Regions from separate parts of the Homo sapiens genome. Here region 2 is linked to region 1. A link is a contact called in ENCODE Hi-C or POLR2A ChIA-PET data. All regions are on one chromosome and are shown on one strand. Each heading gives the region's core, a stretch centred on a gene start or an enhancer-like site at or near the end of the contact. The rest is flanking DNA. Distances are from core to core; before and after follow the strand shown.

The links. Hi-C counts contacts between places; a loop is a spot of excess contacts on that map. ChIA-PET counts read pairs that join two places held with the same protein, here RNA polymerase II (POLR2A). Pooled maps may share reads with other maps.
Region 2: a loop to region 1 is called in a map with no recorded cell type, with 9 times the contacts of the local background. The contact joins the enhancer-like site here to the promoter of FES in region 1. A Hi-C loop is called at or near these places in 1 of 37 single-sample maps with no recorded cell type and 3 of 50 pooled maps. POLR2A ChIA-PET finds 5 or more read pairs at or near these places in 2 of 52 experiments (B cell and activated CD4-positive, alpha-beta T cell).

Annotation. Positions count from the first base shown.
Region 1 is chr15:90,882,949-90,885,854 of GRCh38, reverse strand. It overlaps FES (FES proto-oncogene, tyrosine kinase), which reads right to left and starts at 1,351. Exons shown (of 19, transcript NM_002005.4): 1 at 1,311-1,351; 2 at 597-818; 3 at 270-443. The coding sequence starts at 809. It overlaps FURIN (furin, paired basic amino acid cleaving enzyme), which reads right to left. Exons shown (of 16, transcript NM_002569.4): 16 at 2,398-2,906. RefSeq lists enhancers at 206-635, 2,173-2,302 and a silencer at 1,266-1,775.
Region 2 is chr15:90,556,343-90,559,236 of GRCh38, reverse strand. The region is part of intron 2 of CRTC3 (CREB regulated transcription coactivator 3); the gene reads right to left. Among named protein-coding and RNA genes, the nearest start is that of CRTC3, 28 kb to the right of the region's middle. Within about 2 kb of position 1,401, at least 25 of the 41 ENCODE cell types and tissues checked have a DNase peak (open chromatin) inside an H3K27ac peak, as active enhancers do.

The DNA.
Region 1 (2,906 bases), core at 102-2,601:
CTGAGCTTCTCCCAGGCACGTGACCGGTCACTCATCCTTACACTCCCAGCACTTTGCCCAGGCACAGAAAAAGCACAGAGAGGCCTTGCTGCAAGCCAGCTCAACGTAGGGGAAGGAAGAGAGGAAGCTGCATCAAGGTTAGAGCAAGCCAGGCCTGCGGTCAGGGACTTACACTTCCCCAGTGAATCCAGGGCCTCTTGTGCAAAACAACCCCTTCGAGGCTCAAAATTTAGACAGAAATGACCGAAGCCCCAGTGCTGCCCGCTCACCTTGGTGAGCTCCTGCTGCAGCTGCTGCCACTGCTCGCTGTAGGTCTTGCGAAGCTGCTGCCGTTCCCGGATGAGCAGGCTCAGCTTGCTCAGGGGCCCTGAGTTCAGATCCTCTGCGTGCTGCCGCAGCAAGCGGCTCAGGCCCTCAGTTTGGCTGGTGATCTCAGCCCAGGACTATACAGCACAGATGGGGGAGGCAGGGAGGGGGGCACAATGGCTCCCAAGCATTGGCCTGCCAGATCTCCAGCCACTGCCCCAGAGGGCCCCCAGGAGAGGAAGGAGAAGGCAGATACAGCCAGCACCCACCAGAGTCCCATAGAGACCCACCTGACTGATGGGGCTGTCAGGGCTGATGGCCCGGCTCTGGCCCCCACTGTCCTGCAGGGACATGTGGTGAAGCAGTCCTGCATACTCCCTGTCACTCTTGACCCGCTGGGCCATCCACTTTCTCATGCCCTCCAGTAGACGAAGCTCGGCCTCCTGCATTTGCTGCAGGACCCCGTGGCCCTGGGGGCTGCACAGCTCGGAAGAGAAGCCCATAGTGCTGTTCTGGGGACAGAAAAGGGGCCATCCCTGGAGGCAAGGCAGCAGCTGGAGACGGAGGCATGGGACGAGGAGACTGGGGACTGTAGGGTCAGGATGGACTGCAGACGGGGAGGAGGTGGGGTCCTGCCTCGCTCACACGCAGCCATGGGTACCCAGCAGCAGCCTGGCCTGGGGACTGGCCCTCATTGCTTCCTTAGCGTCAGGGTCTCCTCCGCACGTTCGGGAACAGGAGCCAACCTGGAGCCTCCCTCCCCAGGCCCTTCCACCCACCACCCCTTACAGGGACACCCTTGCCCAGGTCCTCGACAGGCCAAGCCTGCCCCAGCTGAAGCCTCAGGCGCCCACAGCCTGAGCCCTGCCCCTGCGGCCATCCCCGCCCTTCCGCGGCCCCTACCCCCACCTGGGTGGGTCTCTGGCCCTCGGAACGCCTGCTCTGCCCCTGCCTGCCGCGCCCCCAGCTCCCACCGCTCCTCCAGGCCCCGGGGCTAGAGGTACCCGCACGGGCAGCTGCTCCTGGGACGGCCTCGGACCGACTCAGGCCCGGTGCGGACCCCGGCCAGTTCCTGATTCCGCGCTTCCTCCTCCCGCGGTTTCAGTTGGCCCAGGCCCCGGGGCGGGCCTGTGGAGGGGAAGGGGCGGGCGGGACCGGCCCGACCGCCCCGACGCCTGCCAGCCCCCCTGCTCCGCGCTGGGCCGCAGCCTCTAGCCGGCCGCACGGCCACGGAAACGGAAGGGAGGAGGGGGCCGGGAAAGAATGGCCCAGCCAAGAGCCGCCCGCGCCCCGCAGGCCCCAGGGCCCGGCAGCGCCCCGGGAACACCGGGAAGGGGCGCAAGGTGGGGGTCAGGAGGGGGAGCCCAGGGCGAGGCCCCAGGCAGATGCTGGGCCCAGGGAAGCCCAGGGTGTCCGCGGGTACTGAGGGGAGGCGCGCAGTCCTAGCACCAGGCCAGGGCCACCGCAGAAGAGAAAGAGGGAACCCTGGTCCCAGCCCTCCCCACCTCACGGAATTCCCTAAGGAGAGGCTCAGGCGCCAGCTTCCATTTGAATAAAATTTCCAAGTAAATATCCCGAACAGAGACTGCTTCTCGGATACAGATCCTAGTGGTTTTGTCCCCATCCTCCTACCCCCAGGCAGGGGCTTCCTGTCCCAAGGGAGACCTGGGGAAATCAAGGGGCAGGGGTTGGGGAGCGGACAGGCGTGGAGTTTTCCATTTGGGACTCAGGCTCCCCACAAGAAGTCATCTTGATTCAGTCAGGCCTCCCTCCACCTTAGGCCTCAGCCCTATAGCCTGTGGCGACCAGATCACTTCAGCCCAGGAAGACACAATAGGCCCAGTTCTTCACACTGCTGGAAACCAGGACTTTGGGAGTTTAGTGCTCAGCTCCTGAGGACCAGGGGTCACCAGCCCCACCCCAGGGGCACCAGCTCCTCCACTAGGGGCTGGCGCATCCTCCCGCCCCTTGGAGGACTTTGGCCTTCTGACTTGGGCCCACATCCAGGCAGGCAGGCCACTGTGTAGGCCTAACTGGCCCCCTATCCTCAGCTGCGATGCAGGAGCAACGGTACCACACTGGAGACTGGGCCTGGTTTGCATAGTCTGCACGTTTAATCACTTTAAAACCTCTAACATTATCTCATGTCCATTAAATAGAACCAGCAATGCTGGGCCTGTTTAAATTACAAGAAAAAAATCACTGTGCACCAACCCAGCATCTTACAAAACCAGCCGGGCTGGCCACGAGGGCAGGGGGATGGGAGAGGAGGGGGCACCCCTGGGCAGATGGCTGGGTACCAGGAATGGCTAGGGTAGAAAAGAAAAGGGGACTCCCAGATGGGAGGGGACTGATTGTCCTAATGGGAGGGGTGCAAAAGGCACGTCAGAAGAGGAGGTTTGAGGGGGGCATGACAGGTCAGTGCTTTCTCCACCAGGGCACAGTGTTGGGGGGGCTCAGTGCCACCACCTGCCCACCTCTGGCACTTGGAGAGCCAGTGACCTATGAACCCCCGGCATGGCGAGCCCCACTTGAAACACAGATGTCAGCCTGCCCCTCCCACTGGGACCCCCTTTCCTTGAGCCCGCCTGGCTGGCCCG
Region 2 (2,894 bases), core at 152-2,651, 330 kb after region 1:
TCTCAGAATAGTGCTAATACTCAACTATTTGATTCATTCATTCAAGAAATATTTATGGAACTCATACCCTGGCCAGGTACTGCTCTAGACTTTGGAAATACAGCAGTGAACCAAAGCACCCTTGCTCCCAGGGGGCTTGGAGGAGACAGAATATAAAAGAGATAAATAAATAAAAATACATAGTAGGACAGGCGCGGTGGCTCACACCTGCAATCCCAGCACTTTGGGAAGCCAAGGCGGGCGGATCACTTGAGGCCAGGAGATCGAGACCATCCTGGCCAACATGGTGAAATCCTGTCTCTACTAAAAATACAAAAATTAGCCGGGCGTGGTAGCACACGTCTGTAGTCCCAGCTACTCAGGAGGCTGAGGCAGGAGAATGGCTTGAACCCGGGAGGTGGAGGTTGCAGTGAGCCGAGATCACGCCACTGCACGCCAGCCTGGGCGACAGAGCAAGACTCAGTCTCAAAAAAAAATAAATGTGTATATGTATATATATATATAGTATACTGGATCGTGATAAGTGCTGAGGAGAAAAATCAAGCAGGAAAGACGGTGGAGGGAATTTAGATTTTAGAGAGGCAAGGCCTCCCTGACAGGTGATATTTGAGTGAGGAGCTGAGGGAAGTGAGGAAGTAAGCCATTCACATATCTGGAAAAAAAGCATTCCTGGTAGAGAAATCCTAAGCAAGGTTCAAGGAACAGAGAAAAAGGCCAGTGTGGCTGGCATGGAGTGAGTGAGGAGGGTGTTGGAGAGATGTGTGGTAAGCAGCTAAGAGCAGAGATGATGGGGGCCCTACAGGGACTGCCTGCACTTTGCACTTTGCCTTTACCCTGAGAGAAACGGGAAGCCGCTGGAGGACTGTGGGGAGTGAGATAATCTGGCTCATATTTTAAAAGGATCAGTCAGGTGGCAGTGTTGAGAATATACTGAAAGAAGACAGGACTCCTCTGCCAGAAGCCCAGTCAGGAGGCTCTTGCAAGAATCCAGGGACAAAATGATAACGGGTCCGACCAGGGTAGTCAGATTCTAGATACATTTTTAAAACAGAACCAAGAATTTGCTGAAGGCTTAGCTGTGGGATGTGAGACAATGCAAGGAGTTATGGGTGACTCCAAGGTTTTGGCACAAGTAACTGGAAGAACTAAGTTGTCATTTACAGAGAAAAGTGTCCAGAACAGAGGTTTCCTGACTACAGGCACTGCAGAACAACGAGAAATTTAAGGTACTCTGGAATCCAATCAGAAAGGCAAGTGGGGTGGTTGACATCAGGAAAGTGCATTGGTCACTGTGTTTCAGGGCACGATTTCAATCCCTGGGAGGCAGGCTGATAAAAACAAGGCACAGGGAAACGAGGCAGGTTACCATGGGATTCTGGCACGCAGGAGCCAGACAAGAGTCCAGTTATCAGAGCTGAGGCACAAGGCCAGCAATGGTGACTTGAGGCCAAATTACAGAGTGTGAGGCAGCCTCAGTCCCTCTGCCTCAGTTCAGGCTGGGTCCTAGAGATGGGTGAGAGGCTGGCTAGTCAGGTTCAAGTGGCCCCAGGAGACCCAGGGGAAAAGGCTACAGAGCCAGAAACCAGACAGACCCGGCTCTGTCTGTACTCCACCATATTACCAGGGTGATCTCAGCATATTACAGGCTGATTCTATGCCTTTAACAGATCACTATGTGAAAGGTCCAGATGTGCAGATGTACGAGCCCCTCAAAGAGGGGCACCATTTGTACGTGTCTGAGACCTTAGTTGGGGGCTGGGGAAGCCAGGCCCTGAGATAGGAAGGGGGCGTGCTAGTTTGTCACAAGACTGTAAAACAAAAGCAAGAAACGTTCTGGGGACCAGATGGGAGACAAATGCAGCTACCACCACCTCCCTGTCAGCAAAGGGCGAGAAAGCAACCTCAAGGGGAACAGCTCAAAATGTGGGGGAGAGAGAAGCTGCTCCTAGACTGTGAGGGGGTGCTGGCAGTGTAGGCGGTCCTACCTAGAAGTACAAGGTTAAGGAAAGATGCTAAGCTAAACTTGCGATTGTTCTAAGCTAAATTTGCTAAGTTTGTTCTCAGACTCCCAGACACTGATTAAAATTGTTTTCTACACATTTTCTTCCCTAGCTAGAGTATAAGACATTCCTGCCAAAGAGAACTTTTAAAATTAAAGCAAGTAAGGGGCAAACATCTGTAGAAGCTCGGTCTGATAATTTGATTAATGTATTTATTTTTCATATTGTATTATAAAGATATATATATATATATATATATATATATATATATATATATAGCCATGTGGTGATTATAAAGAGAATAATTCCAATGGTTGGCACTAAAAATGAAATTAGATTTATTTTCTAGAAATGACAAGTCAATACATACTATTAAGCAATTAGAAAGTAGTCATTGAAAAGTAGTAGACCGTTGTAAACCTTCTATTTTAATATGAAAGTATCTATATCAACTCTCAGTATTTTCTTGAGTCATATTTCTCTGACGGCTGTAGATTTTCTGTGCATAATTGTATACCATAAATTAATGGCCCTTTTGATTTTCACAAAAGCTGTCCATTTTCAAACAAATTAAGTTTTTAAGTCAATATATAAGACGTATTACACAGAGATCCATGAAGCCCCAATGAAACATTTGCTAGGCAGCCTTGGTCACTCACCAGCCTCTAGGCCCGTGTGATTAAATTTTGTGCTTCAGTAAATATGCAAACTACTTTATGTCATGAACTTTGGAGTCATTCTTGAACAGTCAACATACACTTGGAACGTCAGATCTGAAAAAGCTAAGGATCTCCTATCCTTAAGGTAATAAATATCCAAATCCATCAGTGTCAGAAGTTTTGCTAAGGTAAATATCATTGCCAAAAAGTAATGAAACCACATCTATTAACAACG